Linked DNA regions of Mus musculus: regions 1, 2, 3 and 4 are each linked to region 5. Evidence: chromatin loops called from intact Hi-C (ENCODE). Cell type or tissue: left cerebral cortex. All regions are shown on one strand.

The links. Hi-C counts contacts between places; a loop is a spot of excess contacts. Peaks named below come from ENCODE experiments on the same cell type or tissue, not always from the same donor. Only the 100,000 strongest peaks of a DNase experiment are listed, where the experiment ranks them.
Region 1: it touches region 5 in a loop (2.9-fold over the local background); 4 of 42 quality-filtered maps call a loop at or near these places.
Region 2: a loop joins it to region 5, with 4 times the contacts of the local background. A loop is called at or near these places in 10 of 42 quality-filtered maps.
Region 3: it touches region 5 in a loop (9-fold over the local background); 23 of 42 quality-filtered maps call a loop at or near these places.
Region 4: a loop joins it to region 5, with 2.7 times the contacts of the local background. A loop is called at or near these places in 10 of 42 quality-filtered maps.

Annotation. Positions count from the first base shown.
Region 1 is chr14:29,880,786-29,885,785 of GRCm38, reverse strand. No RefSeq gene overlaps it. Among named protein-coding and RNA genes, the nearest start is that of Selenok, 85 kb to the left of the region's middle. In left cerebral cortex, no CTCF peak of the experiment used is centred here; DNase peaks (open chromatin) are centred at 2,074 and 2,896; H3K27ac peaks cover 1,079 bases.
Region 2 is chr14:29,440,805-29,445,804 of GRCm38, reverse strand. All of the region lies in intron 4 of Cacna2d3 (calcium channel, voltage-dependent, alpha2/delta subunit 3), which reads left to right. Among named protein-coding and RNA genes, the nearest start is that of Cacna2d3, 280 kb to the left of the region's middle. In left cerebral cortex, a CTCF peak has its summit at 2,503 (motif pointing right); a DNase peak (open chromatin) is centred at 2,493.
Region 3 is chr14:29,720,207-29,725,206 of GRCm38, reverse strand. Cacna2d3 (calcium channel, voltage-dependent, alpha2/delta subunit 3) reads left to right here and starts at 3,343. Exons shown (of 38, transcript NM_009785.1): 1 at 3,343-3,561; 2 at 4,254-4,335. The coding sequence starts at 3,440. In left cerebral cortex, a CTCF peak has its summit at 2,621; DNase peaks (open chromatin) are centred at 3,110, 3,575, 4,338, 4,720 and 3 more places; H3K4me3 peaks cover 3,341 bases; H3K27ac peaks cover 3,040 bases.
Region 4 is chr14:29,839,350-29,844,349 of GRCm38, reverse strand. No RefSeq gene overlaps it. Among named protein-coding and RNA genes, the nearest start is that of Gm35281, 45 kb to the right of the region's middle. In left cerebral cortex, no CTCF peak of the experiment used is centred here; a DNase peak (open chromatin) is centred at 2,709.
Region 5 is chr14:29,934,808-29,939,807 of GRCm38, reverse strand. No RefSeq gene overlaps it. Among named protein-coding and RNA genes, the nearest start is that of Selenok, 31 kb to the left of the region's middle. In left cerebral cortex, CTCF peaks have their summits at 17 (motif pointing right) and 2,114; a DNase peak (open chromatin) is centred at 2,142; H3K4me3 peaks cover 352 bases; H3K27ac peaks cover 503 bases.

The DNA.
Region 1 (5,000 bases), 54 kb after region 5:
CAAACAAACAAAAGTGTTTGTTCTCTCTGGCTGTCATTACTCATGGGTGGGCTCTGTTTCATCGATTCAGTTTCCCTCTCAGTAGGTCTTTGTCTTTTACTGGAAAAGAGGACCATATATCGTGATCTCTTAGGAAGCAGGATGAAAATCCAGAAACCGACCTTGACAGCAAGTGATGGTGTTGAGTGCCATGATTGTGACAGTCACTAAAGGGAATAAAAAGCCATTATATGCAAATGAGTCCGAAGCAAAATTGATGAGAAGAGCCATTCATTTTATTAAGCTGTGTTTCTTAAACTGTCCTCTGGGTGTGAGTTATCACAGCTCTTGGACACCAGCTGACTGTCTCTTAAGGACAATAGACTCAGAGTAGAGAGCAACCCTGGATTTTTCTCTGAGACTGAGAGGGTTGAGGAGTGAGAAAATAACCCTTGGTCACATGGATTCTACGAGCATTCCTCCAGACTATAGCAGTTTCATGAACTCTATCCGAGGTGGACCCACAGATAATATTTTAAAAATCTCTGCAGTAAATGGTGTCCTTTCTTATCGATGCAAATGCCTCAGTCTCTGATCTCTGCCATCCAGGTAAATTGGATTTAAATGTTTAGTGCTCTGAGCCACATGCAGTCAGGCAGTGTTATTGCAGACTTGGGTTGATTGATTCATGGCTCTGTGGGCACAGGAAAAACTAACCATGGCAGGTAAGCCTGCCCATACTGGGCAGAAACCAGGAAGCTACACATCTTGCTATCACTGAGGTAGCTCAAATCCTCGGTCTTGTCCTGAGGTGGCTTTGCTTTTCCTTGTCACTGGTGAGTTGGACATAAAGAGGCATTCTATTTTACGTGTCAAAACCAAGTTTCTCCTTTCTCTGTGATGAGAAGTGCCAAGTTCCCATTTGTCCATGGCCTATTGCAGACAGGTGTGTGGCCTTTGACTCAGGCTTTAGATACTCAGCAGAACTTGGTTGTTGCCATTTTACAAAGAAGCCATATGCAATGAGAGGATTTGCCCATTATTTGAGTTATGATGGAGATGGAGTCTAAAATAACTCTCTCCCTCTCTTCCACTCCCTCTCTTTCTCTCCTGCTTTCATGTGTGAATATGTTTGATATGCACATTGAGATCATAATCAGATACAATGAACATCAACTTGATGGGACTTAGGAACAACATGAAATAAATCTCAAGGTAAGCCTGTAGGGTTGGATTATGATAGGAATCCTCACCCTAAATGTGATAGCACAATTCCATGGGCTGGGGGCTTAGACTCAATAAAAAGAGTTGAGGACCAGTGCGTTCTCTCTCTGCTCCCTGAGTATGGGCACACTGTGACCAGCTACCTCATGTTCTTTATGCCAGGCTTACTTTGCCACAATGGACTGTACTCTCAATCTCTGAGTCACAGTAAACCTTTCTTCATGAAGTTGCCTTGTCGTGTATTTTATCACAGCAGTGAGGAAAGTGACTGTACTTCAGACACAAGACATCTATCTCTATCTCTATCTCTGTCTCTGTCTCTGTCTCTGTCTCTGTCTCTGTCTCTATCTCTATCTCTATCTCTATCTCTATCTCTATCTCTATCTCTATATCTCTATCTCTATATCATCTATATCTATATCTGTAAGCTGAGGCAGGGGGATAGTGAGTATGTGGCCAGCATCCTATATAGTAAGGTCTTATCACAAACACACAAAAATCAATTCCTACATGGAGTAAATCTAGGTTCCTGAAGGATTCAATGCAGAATATCCACATGACTTGGTAATTGAATTTCTAGTCATATACCCTAAAGGATTTAAAACAAAGAACCAAATAGTTACTCATATACTAGGGTCCCCTGAAACATTCATGTTGCCCCAAGGTGAAAATAATCCAAGTGTCTCTCAACTGAGTGGATAAGCTAAATATTATGTACACATATGATAGATAACCATTCAGCATAAAAGAGGAAACATGTTTAATACACACTACTTCATAAATGAACAGGAAGACAGTGTGCTAAGTGACTCATACAGAAAGCTAGGCATAGCATGGCTATTATTGAATGGTGAACCTAGAATAGACACATTTATAGAAATAGAGCAGAACACTGAGGCTTGGGGAGAGGGGAAGAGGAGTCACTGCTTTTTACACAGCTTGATCTGCCTGATAAAATGTTTTAGAACCACAGACATTCATGCCTGTGATTTCAACACTCAGGAGATTGAGGCAGGAGAATTGTCACGAGTGACAGGTCATGGGATATAGAGTGTGACCCTGTCTTAGAAATGGCAACCACCACCACCACCACCACCACCACAACAACAACAACAACAACAAAACAGTTTGGGGATAGTAGCGATGTTACACAACACTACATATACTCAATACCACTCAAGTGTACACATTAAAGAGGCCGGGCATGGTGGGCCACACCTAGAGTCCCTGCACTCAGGAAGTCAAGATGGAGAGAACCGGTGGATCAAGACAGGAAACCTAGCTGTGCTGCCTCCCACCCACCCAGGATAATGGGGCCAGTGGCTTAACATCTCTGAACTCTTCTGTTTTGAAGCTGACTCCCTGAGTTGCTGTGGAATGTAAATTAACCAGCCAGTGCCCACATAGAGTGCTCTGCAGAGGGTGGTGGAGGTGGTCACGGTGGTGCTATTAATTACGTAATGTCTGTACCTGGAGGGTTTGGACACATAGAAAGCGAGGATCTCTCGTCACACACGCTTGCTGCAGAGCAGTTAAACAATAACTGAGATCTTATTCCTGTTTTGTAAGAGCTGCTTTTTCCTCCTTCTTTCTTTAACAGAATGCCAATGAAGAACCAGGTGTTTGAAAAATGTGGCTGTGTTAAGTTAAATGAGCCTTTTTTGGACTCCAGATGGGAGCATAAAGCTGTTTGAAACCCCAACCACTTTTTTTTTCTTGTTGATTTCCATGTGACTGAAAAAAAAAAAAAAAGATCCCACCACGGTAGAGAGAGGCCGCTGACGTGTTCTCGCTGCCAGCTCACTGCTGCTATTTGGGAGAAAGAAGAGACACTAAAGCAAGACTCATAACCTTTGGAAACAGGAGGCTGGTTCTAGATGCTTTCGAGATGCTGTTAATGATGGCCAAGCCCAGGTGGCATGCTTTTCACACGGCTCTCCCTGTCAAGAGAGCCACCCACTCCTCATCTCAGGAAACTGGAAGAGGCCACACAGAAGGCCAGTTTCCAAAGCCCCACAGAGGGCCAGTTAGATGGCTCAGTATGTGAAGGTGCTTGCAGTCGAGCTTAATAACCTGAGTTGAACCCTAGGACCTGTATGGTGGAAGGAATGAATGGCTCCTGCAAGCTGTCCTCTGACCGCCACAGATGGCATACATCTCTCTGCCTGCCTGCCTACCTGCCTGTCTGTCTTCCTGTCTCTCTGTCTCTGTCTCTTTGTCTCTGTGTCTCTCTGTGTCTCTGTCTGTCTGTCTCTCTCTCTTACACACACACACACACACACACACACACACACACACACACACACACACACACCCTGATAACTAAATAACAAGAAAACAAAAATCTACTAAAAGCTCTGGAACACTTCTATTAGACTATTTGGTATCTGTGTTCCAAAGAGCAAATTTAGTAAATCTGCTCTTGTTGCGCGTTAGCATTTCTCAAATAAGTTCTGCCAAATTCTTCTGGGTACTGACTACAGCCCCCTAATAGAGCACAGCTGTAGACCTGGAAACTTGTCCTTTGAACATTTGGAAGCGTCTCTGCAGGCTTCCTTCTTACTTGAGACACATATGGCCACTGAAAAATAATGTGCCTTTGAATTTAACCCTTCCGGCCTCTCAAGAAACTGTTTGTTGAGCAGAATTGTGATTCAGTTTGTGACTCCTTTGAGAACTAAGAACAACTATCCCTCCTAGAGCTAGTTTTTCTGATCAATTGAAAGTCAATAGGTTGTCCAGGGAGACTTAGTGTCTCTCTCAAGTCATATGTCCAATACCTGTTGAAATTAATATGGTAGGTTGTATAAAGAGCAGGCTGGACAGTCCAACCACTCATAGATAGATAACTGCTAGTTCATTTTGGTGTATAACTCTAGACTTTTTTAATGCCTAAATATTATTTTTCAGTTTTTGTAAAATGGAGATCATATTAAACTTAGTTTAAGCATGTCATTGTCAAATAATAATATATTGTGAATATATTTCACAAAACCACTTTTACTTTTGAGACAGAATCTTGTTACATCCCAGGCTATGTAACTTTGAATTTACGATACTCCTGTCTCAGTATCCTTAGGGTTGGGATTATAAGTACACACCATCATGCCCAGCTTCACATATTAACATATAATGCTATTATTAGGAATTTATATAATAGATAACTCTATATACTTATGTGATTCTATGCATCTGTGTAGGCACATAACACCCAGAGGTCAGAGGACAACTTTTTTTTTAATTAAATATTTTCTTTATTTACATATCAAATGTTATCCTCGTTCCTGGTTTCCCCTCGGAAAAATCCCTATCCCCTCTCCCCTCCCCCTGCTCACCAACCCACCCACTCCCGCTTCCTGCCCTGGCATTCCTCTACACTGGGGCATAGAGCCTACACAGGACCAAGGGCCCCTCCTCCCATTGACTAGGCCATCCTCTGCTACATATGCATCTGGAGCCATGAGTCCCACCATGTGTACTCTTTGGTTGGTGGTTTAGTCCCTGGGAGCTCTGGGGGGGGGGAGGGGGTACTGGTTGGTTCATATTGTTGTTAGCGGACAACTTCTTGTGATTAGTTCTCTTCTACCATGTGAGTCTTGGGGATGGGACTCAGATTCTCAGGCTTAGCTGCCCTTATCCACTGAGCTATCTCAGCAGATCATATAATATCCTTGAATGGCTGCTTAAGTTTGGGGTATTTTCTTATTTTGTGAATGTGTATAGTATATTCCTATGTGTACCTCTGTCTGTGTATGTGTCTGGGGCGGGGTGCCTAGGCTCACACATGAAGCATGACA
Region 2 (5,000 bases), 490 kb after region 5:
TAATGCTTTTGTTTCTCATACTAAATGCAATGCCATTTTCTACTTTAAATATTTTGAATATTGAAAATAATTTCCTCAGTGGCATTAATTGTGAGGCACTTCCCCACTGAGCCATCCTTGCCTGGTAATATTGATGATAGCATTTCAGTATCACTGGCTGGCTCTGTCATTCACCCATCATAAAAACCAGCCCCCGTTAGCAAGCAGCTGAGTCCTGAGAAGGAAGTGCACATATGCCCGAGGGAGAGGAAGAGAGGCTGTGTCTTTCCTGGAGGAACAAGTGAATTTGTCAACTGTCAAATCTGATTCTCAATAGGTCTCTCTGTGTAACATGCTTTCTTTGATTTTCTTCTCTCCTTTCCATTTTACAAAATAATTTGTAACCGCAGTTGGCGGTGATGTCTGTTTGCAAATTTTATCCTTTGATTTCTTTCCACTCTGTTCAATCCGAAAAGCCACTGGAGACGGTGGGACAGGCCGCTCTGCTCCTTCCTGTGATGGATTCGCTTGTTCTTGTTGGCTTTTGCGTGGTGTCTTGCTTCCCAGCTTTTGCTATTCTTTTGCCTCTTCGTCCCTCTCCCTGCCTCTTCTCACCTCAGCTTCCCTTTAGTTTCTTTTCATTCTGTGTCACCATCTCTACATGGCTTCAGAGTGTGGAGTATCCACTTGGTGTGCCCGCTGCGCTGGGCAAGGATGGAGGTGGAGTACTTCCTGCTTGGTCAGCTGGCCTGCATAGTGCTACAGTGGTTGCCAGTCCATACTTGCTGCCTAACAAGCTTGTTCAGAAACGAGAAGGCAGTTTTTAAATTAGCAAACATTTGAGTCTCCCATACAGAAACCAGCCATCCATTTGGTAAAGAGGAGCAATGGGGTCTCAAGATTACCTCAGGATGCTATTAAAAATAAAAATAAAAATAAAAATAAAAATAAATAAAAGTAAAAGAAGCTGGAGGAGAGATGGCTTAGCAGCTGGGAGTACGTTTGGCTCTTGCACGGGATCTGGATTTGATTCCCAGCACCGACACACTCACGACCATTTAGAACTCCAGTTCTAGGAGATCTGACAGGTTCCTATGTGGTTCTCATCTATACACTGAATCAAAGCTGTCACAAATATAAGGAGATTCTAATAAACAACAGCAGCAAATTAAGTTGGATTAGTCTTTTAAAAAGTAAAAGGGAAACTATTTCTTTTGGCTTTTAGTCACTGCCAGTTTTCCTAGTCAGAGGGGACAGTTATCAGATAAAACAGAGAGCAAAATCATTGCATTTGAAATACAAATTATAAGTAAGTTTTTAATATTCACATATTTTGCATATATTGTATATGTCTATGGGGACATATTATGCCCTGACATGTGGAGGTCTCAGGACAATTTTAAGAATTGATTGTTGGGGAACGCCAGGGCCAAGAAGTGGGAGTGGGTGGGTAGGGGAGGTGGGGGGAGGGTATGGGGGACTTTTGGGATAGCATTGGAAATGTAAATGAAGAAAATACATAATAAAAAAAAAGAGTTGATTCTTCCTTCCACCATATGAGTCTTTGAGATTCAACTCAGCTCAGGCTTAGTGGTGAGCACCTTCTCTACTGAACCACTCGCTTCATCGGTCTTAAAAAAGTTATATTTATTATGCATCCTACACCTTTATTTGCTGAGTCTGGCAACCCTGTTTGTATGTAGAGTCAGGAATTTGGGATGTGTCCCCTTGCCACCAGGAAGTTCAGCCTCTAGACAAGACTCCAGGTTACTTACCTGGGCCTGGGATGGGGGTGGGGGTGGGGGTGGGTGGGGGAATCAGTTATTCCATAAGTCTCAGAGGCACAAAGAGCGGGTGTAGTGGATATGTGCCTTCAGTTCTCAACAGTGGAAGAATACAAAATCCCTGACCACCCTCCCACCCTCCCGTGTGCTCTGGCCTCCTGTATGGCACTGTGACCCCCACAGCATCTCCTGCAGGTCCACAGAGCCCCTGTAGCCAGGCTAAGAGTTCTTCACTTCCCCAGTGCTGGATGGTCCAGGCAGCAGGAGGCAACCAGCTGTTTTTACTGTATCCAGCCCAAAACATGTCATGCAGAAAAAATGTCAAGTCGTTTTGAAAAATGTCGGAGGTATAATGAGCCTGACAGGACTGGAGTGGCATTGGCCATGGTCACGTAATTACTACCTCAGTGTTTGTTTACCGTGCAGCCCTTTCTTCTTACACTGGAATTAAATCAATCCAAGCAACAATGCAGCTTTATACAACCCAGGTCTCAGCGCAGACAACACTTCTGCATTCCCAGGTCCCTGGTGAGGGTGATCTTTGCCAGGTTGACTAAGCAACTTAACGGATTCTTTCATATCCGTATCTTCAGACTAAACTCGAGCAGACTTATTAAATTAAACTAAATGGAGGTCACCTAGTTTTCTTCTGCAAGCAATAAAATGTTAAGATAGGGTGAGACACTGAGGTCTGAGATCTAATTTGAATTTAAGCTGCGGCCTGGCACCATACTCCCGAGATCCACTAGATGGCGCTGATGATTCACACCAATGCAGTCGAGACTTTTTTTTTTTTTTTTTTTTTTTTTTTCCACCCCCTTTTTCTTTTTCCTTTTTCTTTTTATGTGCTTAAAAAGGTTAGGCTACTTCCACATACTTCTTCCCTTTACCTCCTCACGTTTGACATTCTCTTGTGTTATTCAAATGGACATTATTTCTCCCTTCCAAGATCTTTCTACCTCTGTGAATTTGTAAACATAAATAATTAGAAGGAGGAAGATAAAAAAAGTCCGTCTTATTTAAACCATCCATCTCTTTGTTGCTCCATTCCTTGATTTTTTTTTTCAGGGTGAACCTCCTTGGGCTTTGTTTCCTTGACGCATTTGGTCAGCATGTCTTCACAAAACTTCTGCAGTTCCTTTAGATTTCCTTCATCTGGTACAGTTGATTTTCCTCTCGCAGATTTATGCCCCGTTTACTTTGGGAAAGGAAATATCTATCCTTAGCATTTGAGTTTTGAGGATTTGCCCCCAACAGTGGGGATCAGATGCCTGTTAAGGTCCCAGCCATCCTCACTTAGAAGCAGACTAGCGGAAAGCTCTCCTGGTAGGAGGGGCGGTTCCATGTGGGTTTGTGGGGCAGGTCTTCTTTCATATACAGAATAAATTCTGGGCCAGACAAGGACAACAAAAGCACAAAGACTGGCAGCTGTTACAGATTTCCACCCCTAATGAGCTACATTTTTTCCCCTAGAGCATGGCTAATATGGGATGGGTCCCTCAGATTTTAAAAGGAATGTTAAAAGGGAGTAAGGTTAGCTTTAATCAAGTTAAAAAAAAAAAAGTCCTAAAACTAATTTCCAGCCAAGCTTGAGACCCATGGAAAGTTCTCTTGTAAATATTACAGCGGCAAGCGGTTTCCTTTATTTTTCTTATGACTCTTGGTTCTCAGAAATCACATCACCTGATTGGCTGGGAGAGCAGGGACCTTCTGGAGGCAGGGTCTCTGTGCTAGACCTGGTATATGCTCTAGAGCTTGCCTTTATGGGGGAGATTCCAACAAGGGAGTGCATCTGTGAGAGATGTTCCAGGCTTCTCTGCTGCTCTGAGATTTATTTAACAGAAAGGAGACTTGGGGTGTCCTGGGGCTTCTAACCATATCAGTGTCCTGTCACCAACTGGGTATCAAATGGCAGTTTGCAGAGTCCCAGTCCCCATTATCTTGGCACCTTGCAGTATGAACCCCCTTAGATGGGAAATAGTTATCTTACACAGTGCACCTGGATATTTCTGTAGCACTCCTTTGAGATAATTGTCAAGTAGTCATTGGTGGATTCCATTATATTGCAGAAAAGGCAGCAGCCATGAAATAAAGATAGTGTAAGCAGGGGAAGGTTAGATTCTGCAGTTGTTGGAAAGATAAGGCCCAAGACTCCTGATTATGAATGTCCTGTCATTCTGTTTAGAAAATCAGGCAATGGATGTCCCCTAAGTGTCTACTTGACAGTTCTGAGGGTTGAGACTTGAGGGGGGGGTGGGGTCACATGGAAGTAGGAAAATACAAAGCTCCTCCTCCTTTCTCTACAGTATGAATTAACCGTATTTAATACAAAATGTCTTACAGCTGTACAACAACTTCCTGTGTCATTTGTCAGGAAATATGAAAAGATTTTCAAGCCCCAAGCAAATTTTGCCGTGAACTTAAATATGCAAGTTTGTGACCATTCACTGGGTATCTCTGTTGACACTGATTCTTCTCTGTAGATTTACCCTGATACAACGGGCTTCTCCTCTGTCTGTCTCTGTCTCTGTCTCTGTCTCTGTCTCTGTCTCTGTCTCTGTCTCTGTCTCTGTCTGTCTCTATCTCTGTTTCTCTGTCTCTGTCTCTATCTCTGTTTCTCTGTCTCTCTGTGTGTGTCTGTCTCTCTCTCAGTGTGTGGGACTGCACACTGAAATGTTCAGGAAAATTACCAATACTTTATCTCCCTTTGAATGGAAGGGTTGTAAGTATTGGCCTCGGTCAGGAGTGGTCATTCCAAGTTCTCTGCAGCTATGGGGTTGACAAAAGAAGGTCTAGTGGCTCCGGCACTTGCTGCAAAGCCGGAGTTAGGTCCCACATGGTGGGAGGAGAGGACTGGCTAGTGCACTTCCTTAATATGCTTGCACACACACACACACACACACACCCCACACACACACACCCCACACACATTACAGTAAGTGAATCCAGGTAATAGAAGTAGAGTTAAAACCAAAGCATCCCAGTGGATTTTTCAGCATTAGTGATTAACGATTCTTTGTTGTCAGAGCTGACGTTTGACATTTAAAAGTAATTGTCTTTGATTAAACCTCCCAGCACAACACAGCCAGAAGCTGGCTTAGTTCTAGACAGGATTTGGCTTCTGGAGGTGAACTGAGTATTCCAGGTCCCTTGGTTATGCGCAGGCCTACCCTCTAGTTAGGCTCCAAACCAGCTTCCCTTGTATTTGCTGTAGACCTGCGCTGATGCTGGCTAGCC
Region 3 (5,000 bases), 210 kb after region 5:
TGATAAGGATCAAAGTTACCTTTCTTCACTTAACACAGAAGTGGCATTCAGTTTATTAAAACCATGCACAAGCTCTTTTGTATTTATATATTAATAGGTAAAATAGATTTAAGTTCTGAATTCCAGTAGTTCTAGGTGTAATTTTTTTTTCCTCCTTGATATCCAGTGGGACATTTGAAAATCCCTAAGGGTTAGGATAACGTTTGTGTGTGACTGGTCCTATTTCCACTTACTAAATACCCTCACAGCCTCAAGGTGTGATGACAAATATAGGGGTTTTCCTTGCTCAAACGCTCAGGTGTGGGGTGGGGTGGGGTAGTGTGGGGTAGGGTGGGATGTCAAAAACTCTCCTCCAAGAAATGCTTCTCTGGGATCTCCCTGGAGTTTCTTAGACTAGGAGCAGGTGAGCATTTTAAAGCCTCTGCTTCTGGCTGGCTTTTCACAGCCCTTACCATCTCACTAGCAGCCCACTGATGCGGGACCCAGTGCGAGCTCTATATTAGGCAGGACTGGTGTTCTGTCAGCAAGGGATGGTCTCCTTTGGCTGGACTCTGTGCTACAGCTGAAAGCTGTGTGTTGAAGTGCCTGCTTCCAGGTGTAAATAGCAGGATCCAAACCCTCAATGTTGGATGTTGCATTTAACACAGAAGGTACCATGGCTGTTTAGAGCACCCTGGACTGATGCCATGTGACCTTCCTTTAACTGGCTGTGGTCCTTGGACTGGTCACTTAGCCCTTCTGGGTGTCATTATACCTCTCTGTCAAGTGGTAGTTTACACTAAGACCTCTTTCTTCAGGGAATGTTGTAATGATGAAAAGGAATAGAAGACTTGAGTGGCAGCTTCCCAGATTCTTAATAGACTTTGAGATTCTTTAAATCATTTTTGAGCTAGTAGGAAATACTTAGTGCATCCATCTTAAATGTAAGTGTACCGGACTGTTTTGTTTAATAGTTACTAATTCTCAAAATCCTTTCTCTGGGTTAAGATCTCTAGCTGCCCTACAACTGTGGAGTCCACCTGTGCCAAGTGGCATGGATAGTGACTTAACCTCCAACCATGGTCACGACCTTGGTGCCCTCACATTGGCTGCTTCTTATCCTTTTGCTGTGTCAATCTCTCATCAGTTAAAGGCACACGACTAATCAGGGCGGAACATGTATTTCTTTCATCATACACACTATTGTTGATACTCTGTCAGAGTGCATAATTATATATTTCTCATTATTGCTTTTGGAGAAAAGCCTGTCCCTTCCTGATCTACACATCCCAGAAGGGCAGCTTGCCTGGTTGATTTACCTCCAGCACCCACCGCATGCCCTTCTGTGTCCCTTTTGACCAAGATGCTTGGCTATTACTGACTGGACGGATGGATGCAGGAGAAGGGCTGTTACCATACACCACCATAGAGGGGACAATGAAACCTTATGAATCGGGGCTAGTATGTACTCATTCATTCATTCATTCATTCATTCATTCAAACATCCATTTAGAAAACTCTTGCATTCTGGCAAGAAAATTAAATTTCCTCCCAGCCTCCAGTTTGAGTGTCAAAGCCATATGGACCACTAGCCCCGGGGTCAGGCTGTGCTTGGTTCAGTTTGGAAAGGGCTGGCATGCGTTCATAGGCTGGAGGTGTGTTCAGAAGCAGAGAATTCATTATAACTAGTTAGTCATCCATGGAGACACTGCCCGTGGGTGGGGTGCACTTGGCACTGGTGGGCCGGGTTCCTGGTGCTGCTTCCCTAGGTAGGTGTGTGACTGGCCTTAAGCCCACGGAGGCTGGGGTCTACCAGTACTCAGAAAAAAGCCTGGCAACGAGCCCCTCACATTCGACTCAGTAATCCAAACCGTTCACCACCAAGATAACTTTTCCGGAGACTGCTGTGAGGGAGAGCCATGCTGGATCCTAGCCGGATACTACCCCTACCCTTACTCAGTTCTCTGCAATTGAGTGCAAAGAACTAGGTAGGGTGTGGGTGTGGGGGGGGGGGAGAACCCCTGTAAATCCCAGAGGCGGAAATACATGCACATAAGGAGAACCGAGGCGGCGGGGGCGCGTTCGGAGACTAGGCGAGGTCAGGAGCGCACGGCTGCCCCAGGTCGCCCGAGTTTGCTCCGCCAGGCGAGGATGACTCAGCCTCACTCGGGTCTTTACCGTCAGCCCGCGCGAGGGCTCCACAAAGTTCCTAGTCACACCCTAGAGCTTGAACGAGGATGGGGGACAAGGTTTTTCTAAGGGTGGGGCCGCGGCAAAAGAGACATCCTGGGGCTTTCCCTGTGGGTATTCAGAAGCCTCGCCCGCGCTCAGCTGCCTCTTCCCGGGCGGGGGCTGGTGTGCGGAACCTCCGTGCTCGGAGCAATCTGAACCCCCCTCCTCCCCCCGCAGAATTAAGGGTGTCTGCCGGTCAGGTTGGACTTTCCGCTGCGTTTGCTTCCTTTCCCGCCCGGGCATCCTGGTCCCTGGGTGCACCGTGTAGCAGTGCGGACCCCGGACCCCGAGCTTCAGTAGGCTTGAAAGCACCCCGGCCCGTGGTCCGGAACGCCAGCGGTAGCTGTGCGGCCGCCGGGTGCCCGCGCCGCGACTGCAGCGCCACCCTCCGCGCTTTCCTCCAGTCGCCGCGGCGGTGGAGCAGCGATGGGCGGCCACGCCGCGGTGCACTCCCTAGAACCCGACCCCCTTGTCCCATCCCCAGCCCGTTCTGCCGCTATACGAGCCGGTCCACTGCCGCTGCCGCCGCCCGCTGGCTTCTTCCAGACTTCTGCCTCTTCCCAAGGAACCGTGAGGGGAATCGGGAGGGGGTCGCACCACCTCTAGGCTCCGCAGCCCCCCACCACAACGCCCCTGACCAGTCCCCGGGGCTCCTGACCAGATCAACTACTGGCAAAGTGTGGAGCATCGGGGTCCTCGGCCTCGCTCCCGAGCCGCCCACCCCCATTCCGCTCCGGTCGCCAGGGCCTGGGGACCGCCCGGGGCCACCCGAGAGTCGCGCCCGTGGCGGCGGACTGCGGAGTTGTAAAGAACTCAGCGGCCGCAGTGGGCCGGACCGGGCGAGGCACGAGCCGTGGCGGCCAAGGACACTTGAGTTTGCGAGTCTCCGCCCGCGAGGCGCCTCCCGCCCTCCCGCCGCGGCTCGCCGGACTCCCCGGGGCCGCCGAGGCGGGGCTGGGCAGCTGCCGCGGCAAGAGGCGCGTCTCGCTCCCTCCTCCCGCGCCTGCCTACTCCCCAGTGCTCCCTCCCGCCTCCTCTCCGCCCTCCCCTCCCCTCCCCCCGTACCCCGCTGCTTCCCCCCCCCCCCTGCTCCCCAAGTGAGCCGGGCGCGCGAGAGGCAGGAGGGGCGGCGCGCGGCGGAGCAGGCAGCCCAGCGCGCTCGCCCACCGCCCGCCCGGCGCAGCTCTCCGCGGCCGCTCCAGTCGCCGCCGCCGCCGCCGCCGCCAGGATGGCCGGGCCGGGCTCGCTGTGCTGCGCGTCCCGGGGGGCCTCGGCGCTCCTAGCCACCGCGCTTCTCTACGCCGCTCTGGGGGACGTGGTGCGCTCCGAGCAGCAGATCCCGCTCTCCGTGTAAGTGCCTGGTGTTGGGACTCCCCGGGAGGGGCGGCTAGCGCCCGAGAGAGACCCGGGGCGCCCAAGTTTGGGCGCCTGCAGGTGCGGCTGGGCAGGACCCACGGCGGGTGCGGGCCTCGCCTCTTGCACCTGCCTCTCAGCATCAGCACCCAGTGGCGGGAGACTAGGGTGGAACCTTCTCGCCCTTTCCCTGGGGCTGGGGAGTAAGACCTGGAGAGGTTCACCTCAAGTGACAGCGCCAAGTTTAGAGCCTGTTTACAGACTGCAACTTCCACGGGCTGTTTAATGGTCCCCTTTTCTGCTACCTTGCCATCCTACTTTTCCGGGAAGTGGGGTGGGGGTGGGGATGGGTGGATTTCTTCAGAGTAGTATTTGCCAGGTGATGCTCATTTTAGGTGTTTAAGTAACCAGGCAATTGTTTCTATGAAAGCCCGTGGTCTTCTTAGAGAGCCAGGCTTTACACCTTCTGAACTCCGGTGACCCCGGACCCCATCCCGCGCTGCGCTCTACATCTTGGTGCGGGTAGTTTGTAAGAGAGAGTTTTTTTTTTTTTTTTTTTTTTTAATCTTTCTTTCCTTTTTCCTTTAATGTTCTATCGCCCTGCTCTTTCAGCCACAGCCCGGTGTGTGCGCGTGTGTGACGGTGACACTGGTATTACATTTCTTCCCTCTGCTCTTTTCTCCCCATAGAGTGAAGCTGTGGGCCTCCGCTTTTGGTGGGGAGATAAAATCCATCGCTGCCAAGTACTCGGGCTCCCAGCTTCTGCAAAAGGTAAGGTTTCTGTGGTGACAGACAGCGATGATTTTTCTAGCACAGAAAATGGAGGCAGATTTAGTTTTTCCAAACAAACGTGAGCCCAGAGCTGCATCAGTTATCAGAGTAGTCTCTGATCTCCCGTTCTTGGCATTGTACTGTGCAGTGACTTCTCCCTACCAACCGGTTATTTTTAGATGACACTTGATTCCAAACACAAAGAAAAGCAGGATACTCACTCGCACTGTCCTGGCTGGGGCTCGGAAACAGTGTGTTTGCATGGCTCTTCTCGCAGTTGTTGGTATTGCTGTCTCAGTGCGAGAGCAGATGCTTCCCTGGCCAAAAGATGCTAACTTCTTCCAAGGGGCAGAATCCGGCGGGCAGCGTCTGTTTTCGGAGCCTCCACCTTGCTCGGGAGTCATAGGGTTCAGTGTATTGGCGAGATACCAGCAGCTTTGTTTGTCATCCCTGCAGTCCTACAATCCCATTATTCCCCAATCATCTAGACCCAGGGCTGGGGTGCATTGCATCATTACAGATAAGGCGAATGGATGTGGTTATCTTTCCACTCAGCTGCACTGCCGGGTAATAAGCTCTGAGAGTGGTCCACAAACTTAGGAAATTGGTCTGCGTCCATATATTTCTGTAAAGTAATGAGAATGGAGAATTGATTATTAGGCTGG
Region 4 (5,000 bases), 95 kb after region 5:
TTTTTAAGGAAGGAAGTAAAATGATGAGAGAGAAGGAGAAAACAGGCACACGAGCCATGGAAGTTCCAGGGTGTGCTTCTGCATCTGGCTGAATTAAGACGGGAATTGCTCCAGAGGAAGATGCTTGGTAGAGAGACCTTCAGGAACTCTGGTCTGCTGGCAAAAGCAGCCACCACAGAGAAGAGTATTCAGTCACATTGTGAGAGTAGACAGCCTTGGGGTTCATTCAGCATCGTGACCAGGTCCAGGCAGACTAACCTAGACAGATGAAGCCACAGGGCTAGTGTCTTCTTCTCTTTGTCATCCTCTAGGGATGTGTTTAGTTTTGAGGCCAGCTGAGCCCCACAGTTAGGAGGGCATTGTTGTTTAAGTGCCCTAAAACCATGTCTTTCCCCTGTCACTCACTCAGTGATGCTTCTATTGAATGTGTTCCAGGAGAGATGCTGGTTTAGGGAACGGAAAGGCTGTCAGGATTCCTCCACAAGATCCTGAGGTCAAGGAGGTTGGGTATGAGTGATTGCCTGCCAAGGTAAACATTATATGAATTTGGTAAGTGTGGCGGGAATTGGGAGCAATTGAGGGGCAGGTCTTCCACCCACGAGTGCTTTGTGAAAGGGAAGCTATTTTATTAAAATGTGTACCATAGTTAGTGTTAATTACCTGTCAGGATTTAGACTCATCTAGGAGGCAAAGGCTCTGGGGACACCCGTGAGGGATATCTATGTTTGTATGTATATTTGCCTCTGTGTGAGCCTGCTTGATTGTGGTTAGAGGACAACTTGTGGGAATAAGTTCTCTCCTTGAACTATATGGGTTCATCCAGGGATCAAAGTCAGATCCTTAGTCTCTGCTGCAGTCACTTAAACCCGCTGAGCCTTTTCACCAGCTCTTGATCCATCTCTTACACCCTCCCCAGGAGAAGCCCCTCTCATATATGGGTAGATACGTTCAAGAAAGTCCACCGCAGAATTGTTTGCAGTAAACCAGCTGGGGACAACCAGAAATGCTTAGCATTATGGGGGCATGCAAATATCTGCAGCATACTTACCATGACACTTATGTAGCAATGGGAAAACAACAGAGATCTCTGGGTACTGATAACAGAGACTCTCCCTGACACAGGACTGGGCGAAACCATGAGCTAACCAGTGAGAAGGATGTCACCATTGTAAATTAAACAAACAAACAACAAAAAACAAAACCCCCTCCCAAACCCAAAGCTCAAAACCCCAAAACCAAAAACTAAAAAAAACTACCATGGGGTAAGGGATTCACAAGGGCTGGCCAGTCAGGGTAAGAGTGGCCCAGGCAGAACAAGGTAAGTCATATCTCAGGGTTATTGGCAGGGAAGTGGACATAATAGCATAGAGCTCTGCCCAGCTCTAGTGCTTAAAAGCTTATTATAAATGTAAAGGTTTTATGTCTTTTATCTGGGAACTGAGTGATCTAAGGCGTGGTAGAAACCCCCAATCGACGTTAAATATTTACCACAACACAACACAAAACAAACCCCTGAGCAGAGCATGGTGGCGCACGCCTTTAATCCCAACACTTGGGAGGCAGAGGCAGGTGGATTTCTGAGTTCGAGGCCAGCCTGGTCTACAAAGTGAGTTCCAGGACAGCCAGGGCTACAGAGAAACCCTGTCTCGAAAAACCAAAAAAAAAACAAACAAACACAAAAACCAAAACCAAAACCAAAACCAAAAAAAAAAAAAAAAACAAACCAAAAACCAAAACAAAAACAAAAAAAACCCAACTCCCCCCCCAAAAAAACAAACCCCTGTAGTTTAATAGACAATTGGCATGCTCTACCCCTTGTGAGTACACAGATAGTACTTAAATGCTCAGAAAATGTGTGGAAGGCTTCAGAGCCATTGGAAGCCAAGACTTCCTTGGGAGAGGGAAGAGCCCAGGAATAAGGTGAGCTTGGTAGGGTTTCCTCTTTATCTGTACTGTCTTGATTTGATTATGGGAACTCTCACCAAACACAGAAAATAAGACTCTATAATAAACCTCTAAGTGCTGTTACCCACACATTCCCTCTTCCTGGCTATTTTTAAGCATATCTGACATTGTATTCCATTCATAAATATTTCAGCAATTACCTCTAAGAGAAGAAAAACAAAACCACAGGACTATGACCACATCAATGGCAGTTCCCAGGGATTGTCAAACACCCAATCTGTGCTCATTTGTCAATCTTATGTTTACAATTGATTTCTTCAAATCTGGAGCAATGAAGTCTAGGCATTGCCATTGGTCAACATGACCTGTGTCTTTCTGTTCATTTTGCTGGTGTATCTCTAAGATAGGTTGCTGGAAGTAAGTCTGCTGAGCTAAGGGCAGGGGCTACTGTCAGGGTTTCAGCCCCAGGCTTGCAGCACTTACATAACCACAAAGCAGAGGGTAGGGGGTACCCATTCCATACAGCCTTACCCTCAGTCTGTACTGCCAACTTGGGGATGTGCCACTCTGGCAGATGAGAGGGGGAGGTGTATTGAAATTTTTGTTTCCTTAAAATTAAGTTCCAAATAGAAATTGGGTGTAGGGAGGATTCTGAGTCTGTAGAGGGAAGGAGCAATTTGCATTGAAATAATAACATTGCCAAGTAGCATTCAGCACATTTAAACTTCTTATTTAAGGCTCTAGTAATCCTGTGAGGAAGGTGGTATCAGCTCGCTGTTTTAGGGGGAGGAAGCCAAGGATGGGAATGGATGAGTAAACTCTTCCAGGGTCGCACAGCAAGGAAGGACGAGCCATCTGTGAGTCTGTTCAGACACTGCCTCTGTCCTGCTCTGCCAGGCTGAGCTCTACCAGGCTGAGCTGTCAGACCTGTAAGACAACACAGATGTAGGCACGGAGGAGCGTCTCACAGGTACTTCCCTTGGCTCTGCTCGGTACCAACTCTTAGATTTCTGGAAATGTCAGTCATTGGCACCAATGATTTCCCAGTGGCTTAAAAGTGACTACTCGGATATTGCTTAGAACACTTTTGTGACTGTAGACAATGCCTAGTTTAGGCATAGACTGTTACCCACACAAGTATGGCAACTCTCACTCTGGCTGTTCCTCAGATGGGAGGTTTACAGATTAACTCAGACCTCTTGGGTCCTACACTTCCCAATGTGATTGGTCAGATTCCATTCAGGAATTACCCAGAATCCTCCATGCAGTGAGTCTGGTCACAGTTTGCATATTGAAGAAAGAAGACTTGCATCTCCTGGCATCTTGAGGGCAGAAACTCCAGTTTCACCATCTCTTGTTCTTGTCTCTCCTCAGCATCGGGGACCCAAAGGGGGAACTGTTTATAGGTTGGCCTTCAATATGTCGAAGGCAGGAGAGAAGGGACGTGTAAGAGACAGTTATGAAGCCAGCCCTTCCTGACCCACAGGCATGCGCACAGATCCTGCAAGTGCAGAAACCCCGACACTGTATGTATGCGTCAGCTTTCCATCTCTGTGATACAGTGCCTCCAGAAATCAACTTAAAGGATGAGGGTTTATCCTGGCTCATGGTTTCAGAGGTTTCCATCTATGCTCCCTTGACTTCAGGGACTTGTGTGATGGAGCTAAGTGGTTGTGAAAGGATACTGAAGTCAGGCTCCATTATGACATGGCTATAGTGACCTACTTCCTCCGAAGAGATCCTATTTCCTAAACTAGCATCACTTCCCCTTCTGCCTCAGGCTATTGACCAAGCCTTTCGTACATGGCTGCTAGGGGACATTTCTGATCCCAACTGTATCAGGCATTGTTGTGTTGTTGAACTGTATCATTTCATTGTTGTGTTGTTTGGGGCAAATGACTTTCATACCCCAATCTGGTCTCTTCTGAGAGATGGTCCTTTTGCAGTGGGATGTTGTGAGGATTAGTGATGGGGACCAAAGAGTCTACTGATGTAGTTAGTACAATACCCGATGCATAGCTGTTGATCAGGAAAGATAGACCCTGGGTTGGTCAATTCTACTTAGAGCATTCTGGAAGAGATCCAGGATGTCCAGCAGTCATTCTTTACTTTGTCCTTAGGAGATGACAGGAGGGAAGATTGGGCATCTCTTTGGTTGGGCAGGTCTGTCCCCGGACTACTTTGGAGCACCAGATTAAGTTCTCATTGCTACCTACTCCTGGTCCTACAAGCATGTACAACGCACACACACATGTTCATGTGCACACACACACACACACACACACACACACACACACGCTTCTGTATAGTTATCAGGGTTCTCAGTTTCTTCTCATTTCTGCTCCAGTGGTGCCCAATGCCTGACATGAAACCCTCTTAGAAAATAAAGTCAAGAACTGAGGAATGTCTTTACCTTTGAAACATGTTTTGAATCTTACTTAAAAAAAAAAAAAGAAAAATACCCACTAGTGGGTTTTGGTATTTTGTCTGTCTTCCACTTCCTAATTGCCATACATGCCCACAAAGACTCATCGCTAGGCTCTAAGGAAGGAGGTCAGCTTAGCGGGGAATCCTCACTGTGTCCACCTGTCTTTCTCCAGCAATTTCAAGAGGAAGCATCCCCATCCAGCCCCGCCCCTACTGTAAAATCCTTGGCCAGTCACTTTCCAAGGACTCTAGGAGAAAGAGCTGGAGAGTTACTTTGAGCTTTGGCAGGACTTCAGACTATTTTCCCCCCTTGTAGAAGCTCAATAATTCTTGAGATCTAAATTTAGAAGCATGTAAGGAGAGCCCTAAGAAATCAGAAGCAAGACAGCCAGGTTTTCTCCCCCCACCCCAAGCAATGTAATAATGTGATGGCAGCCATTTCCCAAGGTCAATTTTTAGATCTTAATAGTTTTAATGGGCTGTCTAGAAAGGCTCCTCAACTTGTGTTCAGTCAGGCTTACACATGTTTGGTTGTAAGAAGGAAAGGTGAGGGAGAGGAGAGGAAGAAGAAGGGGACCAGAACAAAGTCCTAATCCTCCATAGCACTTCTTAGAAATGCTAAGAGACTGACTCCATCCCCAGACCAGATCTAAGCAACACCATGGACC
Region 5 (5,000 bases):
TCCACACCTTCCACTAGGTGGAACCTTAGGCTGTGCCGCAGCTCGGGGGTTACGGGTATCTCTGGGGGACATTTATGTCACCATTGCCATAACCATCATGGCACCTGGAAACATCCCAGTAAAAGCTTCGCTAAAGTAAAACTTACCCTTTTCAGGTTTGGGTTTGATTAAATAGTCAAGCACTGGAATATCTCTCCCTTCTGGTGAAAGTAGAAATCTGAAATCATGAGTAGTTATACTTGAAAGTTGCCTTTCTCATCAGCAATGCCACCCCAGACCATGCAGTTAAGCAGAGTCTTAGAAACACTTGGCTCAAGTAATCTAGACCCTCGTCAGTGAGAGGGACAGGGGTTACATGGTCTGGACAACCTGTGCAAGGGAACATAGCAACATCTGTCCAGCGCACAGGGTTTCAACCAGCAATTCCACGTCTGCACTGTAATCAGATCCTCTTCCTTCCTTCCTTCCTTCCTTCCTTCCTTCCTTCCTTCCTTCCTTCCTTCCTTTCAAGGATTTATTTATTTATTATATGTAAGTACACTGGAGCTGTCTTCAGACACTCCAGAAGAGGGCATCGGATTTCGTTACGGATGGTTGTGATCCACCATGTGGTTGCTGGGATTTGAACTCAGGACCTTTAGAAGAGCAGTTGGCGCTCTTAACCACGGAGCCACCTCTCCAGGCCCCAGATCCACTTTCTAATAAGGAAACTCATAAGAATTTCTAGACATTGGTCCCTAGAGCCAAGCAGGGTGCAGAAATGTGTGATTGTAAGTAACAGGGGTTCCCTCCCTCTGTCCTTCTCTCCACCTCTATGTATGTATGTATATATGTATGTATGTATGTATGTATGTATGTATGTATGTATATATGTGTACCTGTATTATGTGTGCATGCATATGCATGTATAGATGTTTGTATTATATATGCATATATATATTATGTGTGGATTAATTATGTATTATGTATATATGTGTGTGTATTACGATACATGTATTATGCATACATGTATGTATGTATGTATGTATATATGTATTTTTCTGTTTGCATCTGCAACAGAAAAGCTCTGTAAAGCTACCCTAGAGACTGGCAGCTTTACTTGACCCCAGGGAGAGATACAGCCTAGCGTGAGCAAGACTAGAGAATACCTGCTGGGTCCCTTTTGAATTTGTGATTATGGATATGTGTGTTCAAGTTTGTGGAGGCCAGAGGCCAGTGTCAGGTGCCTTCCACATCACTTTCCCTTCTATTGACCTATTTATTTAGAGACAGTGTCTCTCACTAAACTTGGAGGTTGCTGGTCTGCTTAGATTGGCTGGGAGCCAGCCGCAGGTCTCCACCTCCATTTCTGATATCATATGCAGGGGTGACCACACCTGTTTGATGCTTACATTGTTTGTTTTAAACATCAGGATGGAACTCAAATTCTCTGCTTACAAAAGTGTGTACTAATTGAATCATTGTCCCAATTTTTCCCTTTGAATTTTGAACCATGTAAATATATTTACCCACTCGAGCAACAACAGTAAAAATCGTTACTCATACCCGGATCCCCCCACAAACAAAACAAAATCCACAAAAAGCCAAACAATTCTACTTTTATGAACATTTCTGTAACGGTCTAAACTATGATGCTCCCACGGTGTTGCCAATTCAGGGTCATTTCCATCCCTTTGGCAGCTATGTAGCTTTATATGAGGATCATTTTGTGATCCACCAGACCATGCAAGGTTAGAATACACCGTGGGTTAAATTACAGTCTTATCATTAGTGCTTCTTGGTGTCTCACCTCCCATTTTAATAACTGGCAAATCCCACTTGAGAGGGTTGTTGAGAAGACTTGATGAATGCGTATCTATAAAGTACTGAATGGAATGCTCAAAAAAGAGTGCAAGAGAGCCTGTTATGCTTGCAGCCATTGTGGTAGACGAGGGCTACAGTGCTGGACCGGTCAGTAAGGGAGTGGAAGTTCGGATGTTGACACACAGTAGGCAGTAAATGAGTATCTATTCCCCCACAACCCTTCTTATTGGGCTCTCAGGCTCTTCCCAGGCTCCCTCTGAGAGGCTCTGAAGTAATTTTCCACTGACATCTTGTGAGCTCTCCATTTTAGTCTGCAGGTGGACCCATTGAGCTGCTATAGACTGGTTCCGGCGCCTTAAATGAAGAATCTGTTTGGCTCTATTATGTTCCTGTCAGTTTCTTAGGTTTATCTAAATAAACATTTCCATATTCTTTTTGTCGGCATTTATGTGGATTAAGTTACGGCAGGAGGAGTGCAGTGCGCTGTGAAATCCGGCGTCTGCGATAAGCCTCCGGCGTCATCGAAGGAGAGGCGCGAGGTTGTTGCCTGAAAAACTCTTAGAGAAACTGAAAAAAAACCCTCCCAATAGAGAACCAGCGTGTTTAGAACGTTGGGGGTCACATCTCACAAGCTTTATCTTTAACTTCGTTGGGAGAATTAACATGGCCCTGCTCCGGTTAGGATTGGAACCCAAACCTTTGAGCCCCAATCTCTGCGGCTCCACCATCTCCCCTCAGGCGAATCACTGTGAAACACAATGCATAAGCCTTAAGCAGAAACTGATTTTAGGAAACGATTTTCTAAGCGAGAAGGGACTGTTGTTCCTTTGTTTTATTTTCCATTTAGTTTTCATTTGGTTTGGCTTTGTCTCTCAGTACCAAGGCTAACGTTGGAGTCCTAGCGCTACAGGTCCTACGGCAGTCAGCCAGTCAGCTGATGTTTCAGTTCTGATGCACGTTGGGTCCTCTCAAGTATTCCTATGAACAGTTCCTATATTGGCTCCATGAGCGCATGGCCGTACTGGTTTTTTAGATAAGGGAAACAGTCCTTGCAGAAGTTAAGGTGTATAACATCACAGAGCGAGCAGGGAGGAAGGAAGACAACATTACAGAGCGAGCAGGGAGGAAGGAAGGCATGTAAGCAGTCTGCTTCTTTGTGGCACCCAGACGTAGTTCAGTAACAGAGAATCTTCCAATCTTGGATTTTCCTGGAGTTCAAGGTCCTTAAAAGTTCTCAGAGATCTCTTCCTATTGGCCCAATATCCCTGTGACAAAAATGTAAAAAGACTTTCATATTGAGGTTGTTTGTACACTTTGTTTGTTTGTTTTTGGAGACAGGGTTTCTCTGTGTAGTCCTGGCTGTCCTGGAACTCACTCTGTAGACCAGGCTGGCCTCGAACTCAGAGATCCACCTGCCTCTGCCTCCCAGGCACCACCACTGCTGGTGTTCATGCACTGTTTGAAAGCCTGAGGTACCAGTGCTTAAGAACTGAGGAGAGACTGCACATAGCTGAACTCTGGGTTCTAATAGGAGCTGGCTGTTCCCGAGCTTTGGGAACAAGTAGAGTTGGCCAACAGCCTGAAAACCAGGAGGGTGGAGTTGTTCTGCACATAGGATGACCAAGTGACTGCCATGTACCAAGCATAGTGCTGGACATACTTCAGGGCTCATTTGATTTTACCATCTTGACAACCCTGCATGGGGAAGCCACTGCTGCTCTTTACGTATGAGACATTTACACTCTGAGGTCAGTCAGTCACTTCACCCAGGGTCCCAAAGCCAGCATTCGAATGCTAGCCGCCTTAGTGTGGGAACCCACACCTTATCACTGGCCCTGTGGTCCTGATGCTGATTGAATCCCTCACTCCTGAACTGTGCAGGCAGGTTATCCTCTGCGCAAATACACTGACATGCTTGCTGTAGGCAAAAGTGGATGCTGCCTCGTGGGTGGTTTGGTCACCATTCCGTCTTGACAATCTGCTCCGAAGCTCTTCTTCATTTTCCAGATGAATTCTCCCTTCCCCTTGAAGCATCCTTCCGGTGAAGCTAGGCAGACTGAGGGATGCCCGGCTATGAGGGCACCAGGGCTCAAGACACACACATGCCAGAGGCTTTAAATGACCCCCCAGACAACCGGATCCCAATCATCAAAGGAAGAAAAAAAAAAAAAGAATTTTCTTGGCTGTGTTTTGTGGCTTCCATTAGCTTAACTGTCATGAAGAACAATGCTGACGGACGATCTGAATTGTCTCCTTCTCTGCTTGGGTTCCTGCCTTTGGCTTGCTGCCATCCTCTGCATGCCACGAGGCATGAAGACAGGTCTCCACCTCATCTATCTCTCAGCCAGGAGAAAGATAGAATATCCTCCATAACAGGGAGCAACATAGCTTATTGCTTGGGAGAGTGCATTCAAGTCCTGGCACCGGTACTGCTGAGCTGTGTCCTTGAGCACACTGCTTAATCAAAGGCTTGTATTTCTTCCTCTGCCAGGTAGGGACTCTAAGGCTGCCTCTCTGAAATGACCGTGATCAGGGGGCCAGGAGGCAGGCAGGGTCAGTGCTCAATGCTGTGCACAGCTCTGGCCCTAAGCTGGGCTGTGGAAATTTCTGTTCCTGAGTTCTCTTTGATTTCATAGTGTCATGGAGGTATCCTGCTCCGTGGTAAGGCACCTTGCCTCCTCTGCCTACGCACACTTTCTTCACCACACAGGACCTGGAGAACCTGCAATGAGTTATACCCTAGGCTTCCTGGGATCAGAGGGTGGCTCTCCCTTTCTCAAATGCCCAGGGTTATCTGCAGGAGATGGATGCTCTTTTTTATCTTGAGTTTGATCCAGGGTATATACATCTCAGCATCCAGCAGCACTCTGCTTTGGATTTCTGGCTTCCCTTCTCTCCTGTGTCCTCCTGGGTACCAAGCCCTTACAGTTTTACCTGGGCAGGGGAGGGCAGCTTTTGACTGGCTAAACCATCTCCTTCTTCTTTAAAAGTGTGGGTGTATCCGCGTGCACATAACACACATGTGTAGGTCAGAAGATACCTTCCAGGAGTTGGTTCTCTTCTTTCATTGTGAAGGCTCCTAGATGTGACTCAGTTGTTAGATCTGTACAGAAAGTATTTTAATCTGCCAACCCATCTCACCAGCCTGATTTTTATTTATGAAGAACCCCTACCTTCTTTTTCAATTATTATTATTA